Regions from separate parts of the Homo sapiens genome. Here region 2 is linked to region 1. A link is an interaction called in ENCODE POLR2A ChIA-PET data of the cell type or tissue named here. Cell type or tissue: MCF 10A. All regions are shown on one strand. Links, peaks and the distances in the headings refer to the core of each region. The heading gives the core; the rest is flanking DNA.

Evidence for each region. Peaks named below come from ENCODE experiments on the same cell type or tissue, not always from the same donor. Only the 100,000 strongest peaks of a DNase experiment are listed, where the experiment ranks them.
Region 2: POLR2A ChIA-PET joins it to region 1 with 5 read pairs; 2 of 35 experiments call an interaction of 5 or more read pairs at or near these places.

Annotation. Positions count from the first base shown.
Region 1 is chr11:92,843,908-92,854,868 of GRCh38, forward strand. FAT3 (FAT atypical cadherin 3) reads left to right here. Exons shown (of 28, transcript NM_001367949.2): 19 at 27-825. Among named protein-coding and RNA genes, the nearest start is that of LINC02746, 66 kb to the right of the region's middle. RefSeq lists an enhancer at 9,897-10,397. In MCF 10A, for the core only: no CTCF peak of the experiment used is centred there; no DNase peak of the experiment used is centred there.
Region 2 is chr11:92,701,187-92,712,147 of GRCh38, forward strand. All of the region lies in intron 4 of FAT3 (FAT atypical cadherin 3), which reads left to right. Among named protein-coding and RNA genes, the nearest start is that of LINC02746, 210 kb to the right of the region's middle. In MCF 10A, for the core only: no CTCF peak of the experiment used is centred there; a DNase peak (open chromatin) is centred at 6,205.

The sequences.
Region 1 (10,961 bases), core at 1,076-9,075:
GCCTTTTCACCTCTTGGTTGTTTTAGGCAAAGGATTCAGGCAAACCCCAGCAAGTTTCTCACACTTACATCCGCGTGCGAGTCATTGAGGAAAGCACCCACAAGCCCACAGCCATTCCCCTGGAAATTTTCATTGTCACCATGGAGGATGACTTTCCTGGTGGGGTCATTGGGAAGATTCATGCCACAGATCAAGACATGTATGATGTGCTCACATTTGCCCTGAAATCGGAGCAGAAAAGCTTATTTAAAGTGAACAGTCACGATGGGAAAATCATCGCCCTGGGAGGCCTGGACAGCGGCAAGTATGTCCTGAATGTGTCTGTGAGTGATGGTCGCTTCCAGGTACCCATTGATGTGGTCGTGCATGTGGAGCAGTTGGTGCATGAGATGCTGCAGAACACTGTCACCATCCGCTTTGAAAATGTGTCCCCTGAGGACTTCGTGGGGCTGCACATGCATGGGTTCCGGCGCACCCTGCGGAATGCAGTCCTCACCCAGAAGCAGGACAGCCTGCGCATCATCAGCATCCAGCCCGTGGCAGGCACCAACCAACTGGACATGCTGTTTGCGGTGGAGATGCACAGCAGCGAGTTCTACAAGCCAGCCTACCTGATCCAGAAGCTGTCCAATGCTAGAAGACACCTGGAGAATATCATGCGCATCTCAGCCATCTTGGAGAAGAACTGCTCAGGGCTGGACTGTCAGGAACAGCATTGTGAGCAAGGCTTGTCACTCGATTCCCACGCGCTCATGACCTACAGCACGGCTCGCATCAGCTTTGTGTGTCCGCGTTTCTACAGGAACGTGCGTTGCACCTGCAATGGTGAGTGCAGTTTTGAGTGTTCCCTCTCAACTCCTGAGATTGTAGGAGTAGAATGAGTTACCATTCCAGCATGCCTGCATTCAATCATTCGTTCAACTAAATATTAAATGATCAATTACTGTGTGCCCAAAAGCCATGATAGATGCTGGGGCTGCAGGAGGTACAGTCCCATGTAGCTGTGCCTAAGTGAGCAGCACAGACAGACAAACAGGCGAGCCTATTTTATACATATTGTCAAGAAACATACAAAGTCCTGTGGAGGACCCAGCCGATAGGGATTTCCCCAAAGGGAGTATCCTCTAGGTAGAGATAAGGGTCAAGTAGGAATCAGGGTAGGGGAGGGAGAGCCTTCTAGGCAAGGGGCAGCTTGCATGAGGAAGGCTTAGGGGCATAAGAGGAACCTACACTGGGGATGGAAAGAGCTTTCCTCTGGCTGCAATAAGCAGGGCTGGGATGTGAAATAAGGCTTGAGAGCAGGCCCAGTCATCACACAAGGGCCATTAGCCAAGATGAAGAGTTTAGAAATTATCCCAAGGCAGTGAGAGCCATTGGCTGATGAGAAGCGAAGAAATGGCAGGATCAGATCTGTCTTTCACAGAGGGTGTGCTGATTGCAGAGGGGAATGGATTAGAGGAGGCCAGGCCAGAGGCAGGGAAACAAGTTAGGAAGCTGTTGCCAAGGGTAAGGGCAGTTCGATTTGCTTCAGTGAGAAACAGAGGCCAGATGTCCAGGAGCACAGTCAAGGGATGGATTCAGCCCTCAGAGTGGCAGGGAAGGAATGGTTCATGTTTGTTGATGTAACTGGAGTCACTGAACTTTGACCTTTACTAGTCAAAGCCATAGCTGCACAGAGTCACATGCCCGTAGTGATCGATGAGAAGCATTGCCCTCTCTCTCTTTTCCTCCGTCTGACATGTGGAGCCATAAATTCACTGCCCCCTTCTAAGAAAATTGCAGCCAGAGTTTTTCTAGCCAGTGTGAATTTGGTCCAAAGGGACCATGGCCAGAGGGAGGCCATTTGTAAAACATCCTTTAGGTAATTGGGGACAGGCAGGGCCCCGGCCTCTTCCCTTGCAGAAAGTTCTTGGTTGCAGTTTGGAGAATGAGCTCATCACAGGGAGGCCCTAGGGGTCATAACTCCCTCTGAGAGACACTTTGACAGGCTCCAAGCAGCCCATCAGTGTGCCAGCTGCTCTCTGTGGTATCCAGTGAATTCTGTTTGTGATTGCATCAGGTAGAAGCAGGGATGTCCAGACTTGTTTAATATGTAAATTAGCTGCAAAGTAACTCAAAGCATGCATGCTAGGTGAAATGCATTTCTGGCAGATGTCACCAACATGCAGAATTTATGAATGCCAGCTGTCTGGGCCTTATCTAGATTTCCTTTGTTGACAAACTGATACACCAAAGCTCTGCTAGGGTCTGTATGCGGTGATTCACACCAGGGTTCAAAACGGGTTCAGGACAGGACAGGGTAGACCCTGAAGACGAAACTATACCAGCTAATTAATCCTTGTACTCTGAGAACTCATTTATTTCTGAAAAAAATCTGTGAAGGCAGCAATGTCCTAGGCACTAAAGATTCAAAGCAAAAAAGATACAGTTACTGCCCTTAGGAGCTGACAATTGTAAAGTCAGCTTGCAAGCACCTACTTGCTGTAACAGTGCTACAGTAAATGCTAGGGCATGGAAGGGACAGAATCCCTTCTATGGTCAAAGGAAAGCTGTCTGCAGTATCTGTACACAGAGACCACCAATGTGCTAGGTCTTCAGGGATGACTTCATCAAGAAGAGACTGGGGTGGGAGCAGGGAGCAGACTGAATAATTCTTTAAAAGAAGGATTTAGAGGAGTGGTTTTGATGGAGATAGAGGGGTTGCTCTTGATTTTACATAAGACACTAATGTCTTAAATGCAATATGTTTCAAAGTGATGTTTTGGCCCTGTTCTCTAGTCTCCATAAACCTTTCTACTCCCAGTAAATTTAGAATGCCAGAAGGTTTTGTGAGTCAGGCCCCAGCCATCCCAAGAGGAGGCCTTCTGGGTTTGAAAAGCCAGCATTTGCTCAAGAAGAGCTTTGTGCAGAGTCAGGCCAAGCTCTCAGCCTTTTCTCACCTTCAAGTCACTCTTATAATTAAGCTATAAAATGAAATTCTAGATTTTAGTGGTAAAGGAGCTCCAAAGGTCATCTAGCCCAGCCCTATCTTCAGCAGGTGATACATGATAATCTTTGTTTTATAGATGTGGTAGCTTTGTGCCTTGCCCAGGGCCATACAGCTGATGAGAGTAGCATACTGATTCAAGAAAGGGCCCTCTTGGGCCCCTACTTTATTATCTGCATCTTAAGAACAGGGACTCTTCCTTTTTAAATGTGAATCATAACCTCAGTGCTATGTACTGTATAAGAATCCTCAAATATAGTCATGCATGGCATAACAACGTTTCATCAACAAGGGACCATGTATACAGTGGTAGTCCCATACGATTATAATACCATATTTTTATTATGCCTTTTCTATGTTTAGATTTGTTTAGATATAAAAATACTTACCATTGTGTTACAATTGCTTACAGTGTTCAGTACAGTAGCATGCTGTACAAGCCTGTAGCCTAGGAGCCATAGGCTGTACCATATAGCCTGGGTGCATAGTAGGCTGTGCTATCTAGGTTTGTGTAAGCGCACTCTATGATGTTTGCACAATGACGAAATAGCCCAACGATGCATTTCACAGAATATATCCCCATTATTAAGCAATTCATGACCGTAATGTGATTTTCCTAGCAGAATGATCGCCAGCCTCACAATACAATCCCAGTAAGGCAGAAGTTCTCTCAGACTCCTGTGTGCATGGGGCTTACTAAATGCCCATTGCTGAGCCCCACACTTAGATATGGACAGTTGGGGTGGAGCCTAGGATTCTACACATGTAGCCTGGATGACTCTAATGTTACTGGTCAGGAAACCAAACTTTGAGAAATCACACAGCAAGATAAAGAGGAAAGCGTTTCCTCCAGGGGCAGGAGCAGGCTCTTTGTTTTAATAGCAATAGCTTTCTCACTTCTAGAATTATCTTTCAAATAAAAATACAACCATGAATTGTTAAGGTAAGCGTTAGGCATTTTTAGGCATTTTCTTGTTTATTGGAAAGGAAAAATAATTGAATTCAATAAATGCCCCTCCCCCCAAACACACACACACACACACACACAGACGTGCACCCACAGGTGCACACACTCACATGCAATTAGTATTGGCTGCTCTTCTGTTTACTCTAGGAGGTCGGCAGATTCATTAGATGGAGTTTCCCACCACTTGGTGGAATAATTAGCATGATAAATAGAGGTAACTGTCCACTCTGGGCTGTGTAGTAATGTATAGACAAATTTGGCCTCAATATTCTATCCTCCTCCCAACTTCCAGCTCATCTTTTTCTCATACAGAGAGTTTTTGGTCCAATTATCATCATTAGCATCTTGAACCAAAATGCTGAGTTGTTTTAACAAAATGAAAGCAGACTTGAATTTTGGTGCCAAATAAGCTTATTAGACTCCAGCTACAAACAAGCATCGTGTCTGAACAAACTTCAAGAGATACAAAGGTCTGATGTTGTGAGGTGGTTCCTGGTGAACTTCAGAGGTGCAATGAACATTATCACTTCAGTAAGAAAGACTGACACCAACTTAAATTAATTGAGGATGATAGATGTCCTCGAGCCCGTATAGGAGATGTGCAAGAGAAAGGGGTGTCACGGCAGCCTATGGGGCCTTGTTGATTGTCCATTTTTGAAAAATTGCATTCAAAAATCTAATACATAAATATATCAAAAAGGACACACTTGTCCAGTTGGATGGACTGCCAGTGAGACCATCAGAGTTTACAACCAGTGTGTTTATGGGTGTGGTGGAAGAAGTGGATGCCTGATTTGTCAAGTCTTTATTAAGAAATGTAATATAGAATGGAACCTAGTGCTCCAAATGAAATGGATGGAGTGTTTGCCATGGGCGAAGCCCTGCGATGTACAGAAATGAGTCAGACACCAGCCATGCCCTCAACCAGTGGGGGATGGCACTGTCATAGGGTTTGCTCAGTGTATAAAGAGGAATCACTGGAGGTGGTGCTGCCTGAGCAAGGTCTGAAAGGATGCCTGGAATTATCTAGGTGACCAGGATAGGGGATTCCAAACCAAAGGGCATGAGAGCCAAGGCATGGAGTTAAGAACTGGTGTGCAATTCAGTGCACGGATCGAGGTACGGACAGAGAGAACAGATAATGTTTATCAAGCCATGACCAGTTCGCATGCTGTTTTTCACATACATGTAATTGCATTTAACTCTTACTATAATCCTAAAGAGTAGGTCTCATTAACTTTTTTCAAAAATTAAGGAAACCAAAACTTGGAAAGGTCAATTGACTCACTCAGAATCACAGAGCTACAGAGCTAGTCAATGACAGAGCCAGGATTCATCCTTGACTCTCTTATTCAAAGCATTTTTTAACCACAGCAGCTTACCACTTCTGCACAGATTTGAAAGAAACTCAGAAGTTTCCTAATCCAAACTCCCACCCACAGCAGACATCCTATTTTCTATATTCCTGGCATAGTAATTCAGCCAAAGTTTGAGCACCAGTACTGGGAGCTCACAAGGCAGCACTGAGATGATCTTCTGCCTTATAGCACACCAGGACCTCTCTCCTTGTCACATCATCTAGCTGTATCCCTCAGAGCCACGCAGACCCAACCTGGCTAACCCTGCTTCTACAAGCTGCCCTCTGGATAACTAAGGATAATTGTTATGACCCTTTGAATCCTCTTCCTAGCCAAACACAAGAAGTTCCTTTGCTCCTTGACTGTAAACAAATATGTGCTGTAAAAAGTTATAGATGGTGTTATTGGGGCACGGAGGAAGCATAAAGGAGGGAGTTATCAGCTCTACTTGGAGGAGTACAAGAAAGACATTGGAAGCAATGAAGCATGTCACAATAGGTCTTTACCAGGTAGAGGATGCATTTTAAGCATCCTTTTGTTTACTTATTCTCTCAGCAGTTAATTGAATACTGTTTTGCACCAGGCCCTGGGTGGGGTGCTGGAGATACAGTGGTGAAAGAGGCTGATGTGATCCCCATTCCCATGGAGCATGAAACAGCATCATGCATTGGGCAAATGACAGAGAGCTCAGTGGGGTGGGTGGTAAGAAGTCAGGACAGTCCTTCGGAGGGATAAGGTAGGATAGGTAAAGCAGGCCTGCTGACAGGTGGCCACTGCACTTCTAATAAGCACTGTAAAATAAAATGATGACAGCTTCTGTGAGGTAGTCAGACACTTAAAACATGTTCGTGATGTGTTTTTATATAGCAGAGAAGAATCTGAAATTGGGTTTGCACTTTGGCCGGGGTTTGCTAATGCTAATTTTCTAAGGAGAGAGCCAATCCCAGTGGCTTTGAGTAACCCTCAGTGTTGTCTATTAATCTTAACAGGTTAACTCCCTACAAACTGGGAAGTTTCTATTTTTCATTCATAAGAAATACACCTCGGCAGATCCCTCATCTCCAGTACGCATGAGTCCCACATTGCCAGGAGAGGTGTGGAGGTCCCCATCCTGGTGGTGATACCAGCTTCTCAGTGTATGTGTATTCCTTTCTATAGTCCACCCATACACAGCTGCCCCAGAGAGGAGGTCTTGAATGAAATTGCACTTGGCCTTTAGTGAAATCATACAGAAAATATGGCTGAGTCAAGCAAACACCATCTGGAGGATTCTCTGCTTCCGAGAGAACCATAAGAAATGACTTCAAAGTTGAGACTTCCGTTTTTTAAAACTTCTCACAGGCCATGAATTAAGAAGGGAGCTTATTGACTTATGTGGCATTTGCCAGGACATGGCATGTGGGTAAAGCACGTGAATTCAGGGCATGGGATGTTTACCATTAGTTATTGGATTATTCAATGTATGAGGCAGCAACATAAATCAAGAGGTTGAATCAGCTTAAAGTGGCAGCATAATAATCACAGCTAGATACTGAAATATTGGCTAAAAGCAGAGACTTAATCCAGGGGGCTGCGGGAATGCTGGGGAGATAGGAGAGGAGAGTCATAAATATGGTAGCGAAACCTTATAAAACTTCCAGAGGATCACCCTTCTCCTCCCTGCATGTTCCAAAGCTTTGATGCTTCTGCTGAAGTGAATTGCCTGTTGTCACCTCTACAGAAAGTGACCTAAATTTCCACCTGAGCAAAAAATCAGGAGGTGGAAAACCTTTCAGGGAATGGTCACATGGTGTGCGTGTTTCTCCTGGTGGACAAGGTGCATGAAAAAACACCTGCACCTGAGATGGAGAAGGTGGTGATGGGGTCAACACAGGTGCATGTTCCTGTGACGCGGATGAGTAACAAGCCCCAGGCTTTATTCTGTGCCTACAGTGCACACAGAATTTCATATTTCGTATCACCTACTGCGGACTTACAAATCATGAATCTGATCAAAAAAGGACAACAAGGGAAAAGTTACACCTGAGTTCAGGTCTCTGCCATGTTGCTGGGTCAAATTAGTGTTTCTGGTTTTGAGACCCTGTAGTAATTTGTTTTTATAATAAATGTTTTTCTTTACAAGTTGCTTTCACATACACTAGCCCATTTCATTCTCACAGCACTATAAAGAATCATTATCTTAATTTTTCAGAAAAGGAAATCGAGACCTAGAAAAGACAAGTGAGTAGTTCAAGGCCACACAGTGACTAAATTAAAAAAATTAGCCAGGGCCAAAATCCAGGTCTGCGTCTATGTCAATGCAGTATTGTTTACTTATCTTACTACCCCACCTTCCCAAGAGAAACTGGGAATGGGGAACAGAGCTTACTCTGCCATTTTTGTGACAGGAGCTAAACACATCTGATCCTGCCCTGACATACCATAAATGGCGTCAGTTGGTTTGATGAAGTGGGACCCTTCCCCCTTCATGCTTACTGTGGTACCAAATTGATGGATGTCGAAGATGCAGAGCATGTCAGCCTATGAGCCCACATCCCCCAAGCTGTCACCAAACACAGCACAAGTTAATTAAATCTGCATTACTTCATGATAGCTAATAAGATAAACTTTCTCCCAGAAGCCAGCAGGAGTTGATACTGCCTTCTCTTAACTGGTACTCTGAAGCCAATGGAGCAGTGTTTGCCACCAGAGAGGGGGTCTTTAAGGCTCTTAACAATAACAGGTGTATACACTTCCTGAAAAGGAGATGACAGAAACATGTGATTTCTAAAAGCGAGTTAACCCTTCAGCATCCATTTAAAGCTTACTAGCTTCTATTTAGATAAAGATTGTAGGGCTTTGGCTGGAAAGAGGGTTGCTATCCCCAGAAAAGTGTTTCCTGGACCCAGACATGGGTATATCTGAGACCAAGGGGACACATAACATTGTTCAGGGTTGGCATACAAAGGTTAAGTCTCTCTAACAATATATATTTCATAAAGGACTTAATTTTTTACAATAGTTCATAGAGAGGAAAGAACTGCAATGTGGCATATGGGTGTTATTTCCTTTTGAGGAATCTGTTTTTCAAAAACTAAAAGTTTTTCTAGGCATACACTGCAGTTTGCACACATGATCACATCTGTCCCCTGCTAAGGAGGATGTTACATTTACACTGGCCTGCAGATTCTAATCTGCCTTCATACTTCCTTGAGCCACAAGAGAGTGGGCCCATGAGCAAAGCAAACAGACAACAGCAGCCAGAGCCCAAATGTTTATGGCTGAGCATTTCCAGGCTGGAACTCAGGGAGGAGTCCCCAGAGGATTTTTAAAACATCAAGAGGTACAAAAACTATCCTTGCCAAAAACTATCCCCTTAATCCTAAAGAACCTATTAAAAACAGAAAGAAAGAAAAGGAACCTAGAAAAGTCATTGCTGCTGGAATGAATGTAAATACTCATGATTATATATCTAATATTTATATTGATATTATTCATCTTAGAATGTACTTATAATATTTATATTTGAGTATTTTTTTACACATCCTCAAACTACAGTTTTCACAGTGGGGACTGGATCTAACATAATCCATTAATTAATGACCATGATTTAATTACATGTCATGCTATGGGTTATGACAGAAGGAAATAAGAAAAAGAGCTATGAGGCTGAGCTCCAGTTGCTGGTCTAATTACCTCTGTGCTTTAATCTAAAACAGGAGATATGGGTAAGAAAGTGAGGAACCCTGTTGTCACAGGATCCTTGGGGTGTTGCTTCTCCAGCTGAAAACCTCTATGGCTGGTGACACCTTTTGCCTGAGTATTTCTCACACCCACTGGGCTTATTCTGCCCACTCAGCCCAGCAGACTGCACTTGACTCACACTACTGGCCCAGATCCCACACCTGCCAAGGGCGAGCCAGGCGTGGAGTAGTGAGGGGTGTGTGGGCCACTGCGCACAGCCAGGCATGCTGGCACATGAGCAAGCATGGGGTTCGGCCACTGTGCACAGCAAGGCACGCCCACTGCTATGGCAGGGCAGGCAGCTCCAGGCGCCAGCTCAGGTACCAGCTCTGTGTGAGGCTGCAGCTGGACCAGATGTACCACACATGGCTTCTGCTGCAGGCACTTGCATCCGGACATGCAGAATGCAGTGGTGCCCAGAAGCTTGGAGATACCAGGAACCACAGAACCTCAAAGAGAGTGTCACAGCCCTGACTTGGGGATCCCCTAGGTCTGGGCTTTTCTCTCCTTCTTGTCGCCCGCAATGTGGAGAGCAGGGGAGGTGTTTTTCAGCCCTGTTTGTGTTACAGCTCTTTCAGTCCCACCATTCGTCAGGTCCTGAGTTTTTGTCCTGTGTCCAGGAAGAATGAATCACACAGACAAGTGGAAGGTGAGCAAGGTGGAGAGGAGCTTCACTGAGTGACAGAACAGCTCTCAGGAGCCCCGCGGTGGGTAGCCCCTTACTGCAGGCAGGTTGTCCCAAGGAGTATCCAGCTCTCAGCAGAAAGGAGACCCACAGTGGGTAGCTCCTCTCTGCAGCTGCTAGTCTGGATATCTGTTTGAGTCTGGCAGGATCCAGGGTTTTTATGGGCTCAGAAGAGAGGACATGCATGCTGATTGGTCCATGGCTGGCCATGGCAGACCCAGAAAAAGCACCATAAGTTCTCACTCCAGTCTGTGGAATACCTGGAACTGACAGCCCAGCCCCCAGGCTTCAGATAGTCCCTGGCTTGAAGGTGGGGCATCACTGGGGACCTGCCCTTTTCTGTCCAGGAGCCCATCTGCCTCCTGCCACCATCAACATGTCATCCACCGTATCCAGGCTGTTCATTTTCTGAAGGGCGCCTGCAGGCTTGTGCTGAGCCACCCTCAGCACCCCCGCAGCTTCCCTCCCGTGCTCATCTATGCACAAAGTTGAGATGGGCCCAAGGTGGCAGCGGGACTGATGTGTTAGCACCACCCTGAATGCATGCATATCCATCCAGGTTGCGACAGAACCCAGGTTTGGCCACAACTTCGCTTCAAAATTGGAGTGGGTGCTGGGAGCAGGGAGAGGTCAAGGAGCAGGAGCAGGCACTTCTGAGCTTGCAGGGGAAAGGGGTGGGGCTTCCTGGGCATCCAAGAGTGCAGGGATGCCCAGGTCCAGAGCTGTGGCTGGGCAGCTGTGGCTGTGCCCAGGAGTGCAGGGTTCACACTTGCCAACTCAGTAGGGGGGTGGGGCTCCCACCAGCCCCGTGGAGCATGCAACCCCAGCCACGCCTTCCCTGCTGCAGCTGGCATCTTCACAGTGGCCATTCCAGACAGGCTATCGCTACCATCACTGTGCTAATTACCAGGGTGGGACTGATGGTAAAAGAAAGGGCCAAAACATGTGAATAAAAGGTAGAAGTACCCAAACGCTAGATTTGTTCTGAAATACAGAGTTTAATTTTTATTGTATTCACTTATAGCTGTTTTTTAAAAATGTTACCATTATTCCTATAGGGATAAATATCTTTGCTATCATGCATCTGAAATTATCTGGCCCTTTTTTCCCCCTTTGGAACAGTGGCTTTTAAGCTGGATTTCTGATGATTCAAGGTTTCTTTGCAATGCAGCCATTACATTAGAACAGAACAGCCTATTAATGTAATATCTATAGCTGTATCTCAGAAACACAGAAGCTTAT
Region 2 (10,961 bases), core at 2,064-10,063, 140 kb before region 1:
TTGAAAGGACCCATTTAGAAGCTGACCTGGCAGGTACACTGCTGAATAGATAACCAGGAGGACATTAATGATTTCTTGGTAGTTTGCTATCCCCATGGTAGAAAGCACTTTAGTTGTATACTGCTGACACTCCATCTATACATTGGTTTAAGATATTTAGCTTGATGGTGTATGGGCTGCAAGGGTTTTTCAGTCTGTAGAGCATTTGCCTAAAATCTGTTACTATAAAAGGAGGGTTGTCATTATCAGAATCCAAAGACTTGCTAAAGCAACAAAAGCAGCAAAGAACTGTAGGCAAATTCACAAGTACAGCTTATACTTCTTCAGTGAATTCTAAGTGTTAACTCTTGCCTGGTTTGGAAGTCTGTTATGTGAAAATATTGGCCTGATCTTCTCTTCCTACCATAAAATGCAAAAATGTAGAATTTTTAGCTCATTTGTTCAAAGTCGTATACCTTCCTTGATACCCAGTTATGATTATAGTGGAGATAGAAGACTAATTCCAGCATACAGATGCCAAGAGTTGATAATGGACACGTAAATGAAACAGTGAATTAACGTTTTAGTTTTTTGGTTGTGACTTTAGCTCTGATTACTTCATTATCAGAGAAGGCAGCTGTGAAACAGGAAATAAATGCACTAACTCTGTCTTATTATATAATCACTTGTATGGATTGTGTTTTTTTGTTGTTTTGGGTGGGTGTTTTTGGTTTTCTTTCCTTGTTTTTTACCTATGAGATGTTTAAGCTCCCTGTGGGCATGCAACTTGATTTATCAAGACAGTGAATTAAGGTAGTGTGGGAAAGCTCAGATGTTAAATTCAGGTGTGCCTGTGATTGTATTTTGGTACTGTTCACAGAGCTTAGATGGGCTATTGAACCTCTCTGGATCCCCTTTCTCTCATCTGTGAAGTGGGGATAACAATTCCTACCATAGGGTTGGTATAAAGAGTAGATTAAATGACAGGTGAAGCATGCTCAGGACGCTGTCTGTTAGACAGTACATGTTCCATGAATGGTAGCCATGGTCAGCATGGAATGTCTTAGTCATCTCTGTATACAAGCATCTGTTTGGCACTCAGGAAACAAGGGACGCTTAATAAGTGTGTGAATGAATGCTTACATTAAGAGACGTTATTTCACTCCTCAATGAGACCTTGAAGGGGAGAGAATTAACATGCAAGACAGAGCATGGATGTAGAGACAGGAAGAAGGCATGCTCGGCTTCTTTTCGTCTGCATGAGCGTTGCCACGTTAAATTAACTTTGATCCTCCTTTTCTTCATCTGGAAAATGGGGTTAATAAACTTGCCTCACAGATAAACTGCATGGAAGGCCTGGCACACAGAGATGCTGGTAACCTATTGCTTGCCCTTTCCCTCTTTTCCATCTACTTCCTCCTCCCCTTGTCCTCCACAAACACACTGCCAGTTCCCTTTCTTTTCCTGGACTGGCTCCAGCAGTTTGAAAAGCTTATAGCACTTCGATTATTCTTGAAAGATACATCTACTTAAATAATCCTATAGTCCTGGCTTAATTATGTGTGAATCTTTATCTTGCTTGCTGAAGAGTATTATTTGCCTCCCTTTTGATCTTGAAATGCTTCTGTGTTCAGGGCTGGATGGTTCTGATAAAAGTCTCCCAAAGAGAACACAGAGAGTGTTTTTTATTTGCAAATCAAAAAAAAATTAAAAAGAAGATGACAAGGCCCAGTAACCAGTGTAAAGACAGTGGATGAGCAATTATGTCATATGTATGCATAGAATTTGGAACAGCCCAGAGAATGTGGTTAAATGTAATAGTGAAGTCAGTATGAATAACAGATTACAGAGGAATAGACTAGATCCATAGGAATGTATATTATTTAGTATCTGTCTTTTTTAACAAACTCATCCATTGTCCTCTGTAACATACAACTCATGTGAATAATTTTTCTTCCTGTCTGAAGTTCTCATCCCTTTTTATAGTTTTATTTTCTGAGGGAAAAAAATATTGTTCTTTATTAAGTTTTTATAACATTTTCTCTTGCCTTAGGATGCAAATTGATTTCTTTGCTGAGAGCACACCCTTAACAGCTTCTTCCTTTGGTAAAGCATCTGCTAAGCATCTGCTTTTAAAATGATGATAATTTCTGGTAGAGAAGAACTGCAGGCTCATTTCAACCCATTAAACAGTCCACAGTTTCATAATTTAACTTCAAGAAAAATGGAAGTTTCTCTTCTTAGGCATCTCTTTCTGCCACCTTCAGAGAACTCTACAGGAAGTATCCATGGGCCCTCAAAAAATGGCATGTCTGTGCATAAAAATAGCAGCATGGAGCAGGCATCAGCGTCAGAAGGAGAGTTGATGACACCTTCTGTGCTCCAGAGCTCCCAGGAGGCACCACACACAATTAATGCCCTGTGACACAGCTGCTGACCTCTTTCCACTCATTCCTTCCATTCTCTCATTTGTTCACATTCTTATTCTTATTGTATCAACCTCGATAGTTAATAGATATGCACTCTTTCTGTTTTTACTTCCTTTCATAAAAGCTTTATCGAATGACTGTTCAAGGCCTGGCATTGGGCCAAGTACTAAGGTTTTCTTCTTAGAATTAGTGTGGTTTTCCCACTGGACATTTTTTCCTTTGACTTTCACAGTAAGGTCTCCTAGAGTACTAAACTGCAGATCAAGTAGGGAGCTACTTTCATTAGCTGCTGTCTTGGCATCAAGAAACTGTTATTAATTCGTATATTCCTAACTGTGCTCTCACGTTATATAGATACAGAAACTGAGACCTAGAAAAGAGGAGAGTGATCCAAGGTCATACAACTACTTCATGGCAGTACCCAGGATAGGTCTTTCTCTCTTTATGGAACAAATATGGCTACCAATATCCATCAGCTTATTGAAATGTGGCAAATTGAATCATCTTTTCTCGCTCTCATTTTGTAATAATGGATTGACCCAGGTGTCAAGTTAACCCAGCCTCAAGGATCAGTCTCTATGCATCTGAAGAGCAGGTTTTCTCTCATACTCTGGTTGTCCATCCACCACCCCCTCAGCTAATCCTCAGAGCCCGATACTCTGGCCTGCCCCATCCACCCAGCTCTGGACAAGGCTCACTCTGCTGCTGGGCTGTGCCCTGAGCTCCAAGACCAAGCCCATCTGAGAGGATGCTGTGTCCACATGGTGGGTACCAGCTTGGACTCAGCAGAGGAGTAACTGCAAAGCACGTATTATGGGCTGAATTGTGCACCACCTCCCACCACCAAAATCCATGTGTTAAAATCCTAACCTCCAGTAACTCAGAATGTGACTGGATTTGGAAAGAAGAGTCTTTAAAGAGGTCATTAAATGAAAATGAGGTCACTGGGAAGAGCCCTAATCCAATATGGCTGACTAATGTCCTTATAAGAAGAGGAAATTTGGACACAGATATGTACAGAGGGAAGGCCATTTGAAGAGAGAGGGAAAAGACAGCTGTCTGTACAAGCCAAGGAGAGAGGTGTTGTAAGAAACCAAGCCCTGTCATTACCTTCTCAGATTCCTAGCCTCCAGAACTGTGAAAAAACAAATTTCTGTCATTTCAGGCACTTTAGTCTATGTTCCTCGGTTATGCAGCCCTAGCAGACCAGTAAGCAGCCAGATTTCATCAACTGGCCTGTCCCTGCCCCTCCTCACACCACCACCTCACAAGGCTACACAAATGCATCAGACTTTATTAGGGACTGCAGCAACTACAATACAGTAGAAAAACCTCTGTCTAAATTTGAGGGTTCCCGTGCTTCATGCTCCATATTCCAAGGGAGAATTATCCTCCAAGTTAAAACTCTCCACAGAAGGCCCTCTTGTGGCATACATGGGTTCCTAACTCCTTCCCTGCCTTCAAGTTTCTAGCTTCCTGAGTGCCTCCTTCCTCCATTCTTCTCAGTGAGTGTTGCCAGCGTACCTTTCTCAGAAATCCCAGTGTTTTACCCACAAGAATGCTTCTTGCCCAGGAACAAACCCCTCCTAAGCAGATTTTTTAAAATTCATGTCATTCTTAAATAATCCCCCCAAAAGGTTTTAGTAGGCTAGTTAGGGATGGCCATTGACATTCCAAGTCTAGCTAAACAAGGAGTGGTGATGGTGGTGGTGTGATGATGGTGGTGATGGTGGTGGTGTGATGGTGGTGGTGATGATGGTAGTGTGATGGTGTTGGTGATGGTGTTGGTGGTGGTGGTGGTGATGGTGGTGGTGGTGATGGTGGTAGTGGTGGTGGTGGTGATGGTGGTGGTGTGATGGTGGTGTGATGGTGGTGGTGGTGTGATAGTGGTGTGATGGTGGTGGTGATGGTGGTGGTGTGATAGTGGTGTTGGTGGTGGTGTGATGGTGTGATGGTGGTGGTGTGATGGTGGTGGTGGTGGTGATGGTGGTGGTGTGATGTGGTGGTGTGATGTGGTGGTGGTGGTGTGATGGTGGTGTGTGATGGTGGTTGGTGGTGTGATGGTGGTGTGATGGTGTAGTGATCGTGGTGGTGTGATGGTGGTGTGATCGTGGTGGTGGTGGTGGTGGTGTGATGGTGTGATGGTGGTGGGTGATGGTGCTGTGATGGTGTGATGGTGGTGGTGATGGTGGTGGTGTGATGGTGTTGGTGTTGGTGGTGGTGTGATGGTGGTGGTGATGGTGGTGGTGTGATGGTGGTAGTGATGGTGGTGGTGTGATGGTGGTGGTGGTGGTGTGATGGTGGTGGTGATGGTGGTGGTTTGATGGTGGTGGTGTGATGGTGGTGATTGTGGTGTGGTGGTTGTGATGGTGATGGTAGTGGCAGTGATGGTGATGGTGGTGGTGGTGGTGGAGGAGATGACAGTTGTGACTATAGTGGTGGCAGTGGTGATGATGGAGATGAGGGTGGTAGTGACGACTGTGATGGTGGAGATGGTGTTAATGGTGGTGGTGGTAGTAATGGTGGCATGCTTATGAGATGGGAGTGAGGTTTACTATTCCTAATTTTACAGAACTGTCCAGGTTAGTATGGGCCCTTAAGAATAATCCTTTCTGAGATCTTCCCACCAGTATAAATTGCAGATGTACCACTTAAATTTCCCTATTATCTGAAGAGTAAATATTGAATCTGATGCAGAAAAACAAACCTTTCAGAGCAAATATTAATTCTCAGAGCTAGTACATTCAAAACAGAGATTACAAGATGCCATGGGTCTGGGTAGGTCAGTAATTCAGAGAAGCAGCATGTGTGGGAGCGGTGGGGATGTGGACGGGGAGGAACAGTGGATTCTACCTGCCCCTTCTCCTAAAAAGGCACTGCCAGCAGCAGGTGTGGAAGCAGGTAGGCCCAGTATCAGCAGGAAGTCTTAATTTGTTTCCCAAAAAAAAAATCACATTTACATTCCACATCTCTCTATATTACATGTTGACAACTCCATCATTTTTTTTAAAACACTGTCAGCCAACGAACCCCTGTTTTGCAACAGTTGATAGAAAGGAAGACTTCTTACTTGCCTCATAATTTGTAATCCTCTCAGAATGAAGTAAGTAATTCACATATTTTGTGGGATGTAATTAGTTTCTTATCTTCCCTTCACCTCATGTCTTTAAAAATGTACCCATCTTTTAAAATGTGCATATAAAAATAAATAAGAAATGAGCCTATGGCTGAGTCTTAAGAGACTCTGTTGACATTGGAAATTACCACATATGAAGACTTGGTTGGGATCTCAGCTGAACATTGTCCGCACAGGCATTTCTATCTGAGCCAAGGAACGGAAGGGTGCTGTGGATCTTTGGGGTACCTCAAGTTGTGTGAGCATGTCATCTGGCAGTAGCTCTTCACTTTTTAACTTTGCTTTTCTGTGCTCCTGGTTGACCTACTCATTAATAAGCTGCAGGCAAACACTTATATATATTGGGAGAGTTGTCTGGAATAAGTCTTTGATTCCATAAATAGCCACCTCTAATTTACCTGTTTGTGAAAGGTTGTGTTTATTTTGTTTCTCCTTAAACCTGAACACTAATTAGTAGAGCAGCGGTAGATGAAACCAGTTCACTTGGATCTAGGGAGGTCCTTCCACCCAGTGGCTCCGCCTGGCAATGGAAATGAGCCAGTTTTGACTGCTCTGCTCACCCATGGTGCACAGGCAGATAATTGCTTTGGGCAGGTCACAGCTTGTTGAGCTGTGCACACAGGCCTTAGGGAGCTGAGACTCTGCTTTGTTTTCACTTGTGGATGGGAACGTGGTGCTATGTTGCTGCTTCCTTTTAGTCTTCTGAGCCAAGCAGCTGTAATAGCCTCAACCTCTGGCTGAGTTCTGGGGGTTGGTGGGAGGGAGCCTATTACCCTGAAGGGTTGGTATTGCACAACTGGCTTCTACCTTCTTGGAGAAGAGGTTAGGAGTTTCCTGCATGGCTCTGAACAATCATGAGAACTCCTGACTGTGAATCCCCCATCCTAGGAGCCCAGACTGGCTTCTTCCCCGTAGTGCAATGATGGTAAATTGACTCTCTGCCCTTTACTTCCATAGCTCCTTTTCCTTCTTTCCTTTGTGTTGCTTTCCTAGTTTATTTTATGACACACACTCTCTGAGCTACAGAATGATCTGTCCAGTCTAATTTTATCGAGGCCTTCAGAAACCACTGAAGCTCATGCCTAATGTCAGATGTGTTTGACCCAGTTGAGGACTTCATATCTGTCTGTGGGAAAATTTAAAATGTAATGACAGCAAGTTTAAAATATGGAATTCAACTCAAGTGCTTCTATTAATAATCAGGAAAAACTACTTTGGCATGCTTCCTGCCTGCAGCAGACAGCTTTGTTCAAATGAGCTGTTGTTTCAAGACCTTTCAAGTGCCTTGCTTTTGTGGCAAATTGGGAGCTACCAACCTCATCTATTTTGTGGCAATACTGGTTTACTGAAATACCAAGAGAGTTGTCAGCGTAAGGATGTAGAACATTGTCATGAAAATAAGTCAGGAGAGCCCTGCACGTCAGAGCCAAGGAAAATAGTTTAGAATCTTGGAACAATACCAGCCTTCAAAATGGGGAAAACCTATAATAAGTTTGGTTGTTTAATTTTTGGGAGTGTAGAACTGTAAGGATGTTACACAATTATTCAATCAAACAGTGAAAAAAATCTCTTATAAGACACTGTCCTAATTGTGATCATCCCTTTACATTTATATCAAACTAATATATTATAAATGTAGATAGAGATGGTTAATGCACAAGATATGGAGACAGACATAGTAACTCACTAGCTGTGTGACCTACAGCCAAATTACTTAATCTAAACCTCCGTCTCTTTACCTATAAAATTGGGACAATAATAATACCTTTATAAGATTTGGTGAGGATATTTACACTGCACATGCATTGCACATGTTAAGTGTTTAATATGTTAGCTATTATAATTAGAAGCTTTAAAATTTTCCCTGTGATTCCTGAAGCAGTCATCTTGTGACAAAATTCAGAACACTTAAGGCCTTGTATTATGCATTGTATTTATAGCTTGGTTCATAGTTGTTGAATATACTTATGATACTTTAATAAGATAGCATCTATGAATGAGCCTACAGAAGTTCCTGGCACATGGTATGCACTCAAAAATATATTAATTTTTTTGGCCCTTTTCTGAAGAAAATCCCAAAAGCTTAGAGATTTATCAGCTTCCGCTGGCCACCATCCACTTAAATAAGCTGTAAACATGTAAGTTGCAATAGCTTATTCTCCTAAGACAGGCTAATGAGTCAACCGTGGGTCTGGCATGGCTATGATGAAGGTCATTAGATCTCTACTATTGGATCCACAGTCTTTCCCTCTGGCTTTCTAAACCAGTATCCAATAGGTAGACCGAGGCACCCAAGCTCCAATAATAGAGCAGTAGCATTTCCAAGCATCCAGGAGCTCCATAAATTAGTCTTACGACTAGGATGGGACAAATAACTAATTTCCCCCGGCCAGCCATGTTCAGGCCTGTCCAGCCTTATCACTAACCCCTAAGCTTTCTCCCGGAATCATAACCCCTTTAAGGTCTTAAATTGTGTTTATTTGTTAATGCAGTCAATGTGTTTAACATTTAGACATCTAATGGGAATTTTTTTATGTTTCATTCAAATGTCAAAACCTCAATCGTGTAGAAATACGAAACTGGATGTGACTGTTTAGGAGATGTTCGATGGAGGTAGCCCACAGCATGGTTAATATTCAGCAGCAGATATCATCATTTGAAAATCATTGCCCTGGGTAGTTTCAAACTCCGCCTCTCCTTTAGGCTATTCTTAGCTTCATTAGCAAGCTGCAAGATGAGCTCCACTGAGATTTCTAATCCTCTGTCTTCCTGGCCCTACCTTTAGTGAAGGTCACCCGTAGGAGGAAGGGTCAGATTACTCCGCTTTGTACCCCAGCACCTAAAACAATGCCAGGGATGTAATAGGCACTTGATGAATGTTGGCTGAGTGGAAGTTTAGGGCTCCAGGTAATCCACAACCCAGGTAATCCATGCTTTGCAGGATATAGTGATATGTACTGTCCAGAGATCCACAAAATATACACTAAGCACACAGAGGAGGCACCTAGGTGGGAAGTTTGAGGAGCCCTTGGGGTGCCAGCTGATATGCAGAACAGGGAAGGGCTTTCTCCCACCGCATCCCAGTCTGTACTGAGGTGGCTTGCCAACCCCAGCTCCTGTTTGGAGCCTAAAAGCAGTTCCTAAATCACATTACCTCCGATCATCCTTGGGAGATCATAAATACATAATTCAGAAGAAAGATCTTAGATTTTTCATGATGTACCCATTATAATTCCTGGCATGCCACTCTAGAGTTTTAAAGATGCTGATAAGTCTTGAAATTAGATGTAGGGCTAAGCTCCAGGCTAACGTATACCTTGCTGTTATGTAATTGAAATAAAATCTACTTTTAGGTGACTACTTTCAAATAAAATAGAAAAATGTCAATATTTTAAAAAATGCATAAGTACTCATTAGTAGCCCTCTTAAGAAGCTTCACAAAGACAAAGCACTTTAAACTAAGCAACCAGTACTACAAAGTAGACTGAGCGATCCAGTGTTCTGACTTTCCCCATATTGAGAGAGGCTTAATTTGTTCTTGCTTTGTTTTTGAATTGAAGGCTATGAAAGCAAATTTTGATCCCATAGGATACCAAATGACTGAGATTTTCTCTTCATGGTATATGGCATTCTTCTTGTCACTGCAAATAACTTTGGCAAAGTCTCAACTTTGCATGTCCCATCTTTGCCCTCCAAGGCCTAAGAACCTCTTCTCATTAGGTGAGAAAGTCAGAAAGGCTGCAGTCAAATTTAAAGCAATATTACAGCCTTGTTGGCAGGGAGACATAACCGCAGCAGACAGACTCTTGAGGTATGCAGGAATTAGAGATGCGCTTGTTTGGTATCAGCCAGAACAGAATGGGATTTTTTATTTAGCATTTTTTACAACAGAAGGTGTTGTTCTGTCTCTATCAGCAGTAGCCAGGGCATGCTTGCTTCATCTCTGAATGAAGAATTACAAATATCTCTGCGCAAGGCCGTGACAGACCCATGATGTGTGCTTTGATACATGCACAAAACCATTTACCCGTCTTCAAAAATGATGCTTCCAGAAGCAATTCATTTAAAAGTTCCTGTCATGCCACAAGGGCATCAACATGTAAGGAAGAGTGAACTCAGTTTCTCATGGTGTAAAGCAAGTACACACCTAGGTGAAAGGGAGAAAAAGCCTATTCCAAAACTCCTCTTTTAGAAATTACATAGTGCCTATGGTAGGATTTTTAAAAATACAATTATTTCCGATTATAGAAATATGAGAATCATGTAACTATGATCATATATGATACATGTTCATTGTAAGAAAATTTAACAAAAACAGAGAAGACAAAGATAAATGAATAAAAACATTTAATAATATTCATAGTTTTTCCATAAATTGATGATTGTGTTTTAAATTTTGGTAAATAATCTTTCAGAACTTTCTTTTACATTTATGTATATATGTATACACATATATTTCATATAATCCTACATAAAATTTGTGAAGAAATCTAATAAATACTTTATATAGTTTCATATCCTTGCTTATTTGTTATGGACATTTTTCTATATTAATATATTTACATTCAATATGTTACTTTTTTCCATTGCATGGGATCTCATTAAATAGCAATCTAGGGTAGAGTTGCCAATGACCTTAAGTAGGAACCATCTATCACTTTTTCTAGAATATTGCATGAATATAGCCCAGCCCCCCAGGAGGCCCTAGTGATACTTCTGTAGTGTTGGTTTGGTGCCCAGTTTCAAGCCATTTACTAGCCTTCACTTCTGCCTGTGGATCAGCTAAAGGAAAGACTCTGGACATCATCTAATGTAATTTGGCAGATTATTTCCAATACTTGATCAGCTTGCACGCAAATATGAACAAAAATCTATCCCTTGGCTGGATCTGTAATACTCTACCTTATAGCATTTACCTACTGAAGGAAAAATTATACAGTGTAAGAAATGTTTATGTAAATATCTTTGAAACATTTGGAAAAGAGTACTGCATATTAATTCATGTCCTTTGAAAAATTATATCAAGAACCTAAACATGTAACCTAAATATGTAACTTTAGACATCTAAACAGGTTACCCACAAATATCAGCTACTCTCCTTTCTTCCAGTATAGTTTGATATTCTACCTTACAACATTTTGTCATTGAAGACAAAATGATATATTGTAAGCACCTTTTCACAAAAGTACAAATAAATCCCACAGAATCATAAAATTTCAGAGCTAAATAGTACCTTAGAAATCATCTGCTTGATGATGGATTATTTAAATCCCAAACTAAAGATCTGGATAAACATTTGCCAAATGTGGGCATGCAAGCGACATTCGCATTTGGCATAGCTGTCTGCATTCTCTACTGGTGACAAATTGTAGTGTAAAAAGAGGGAAAGGATCCAAACCAAACTGTAGCTGAGGCTT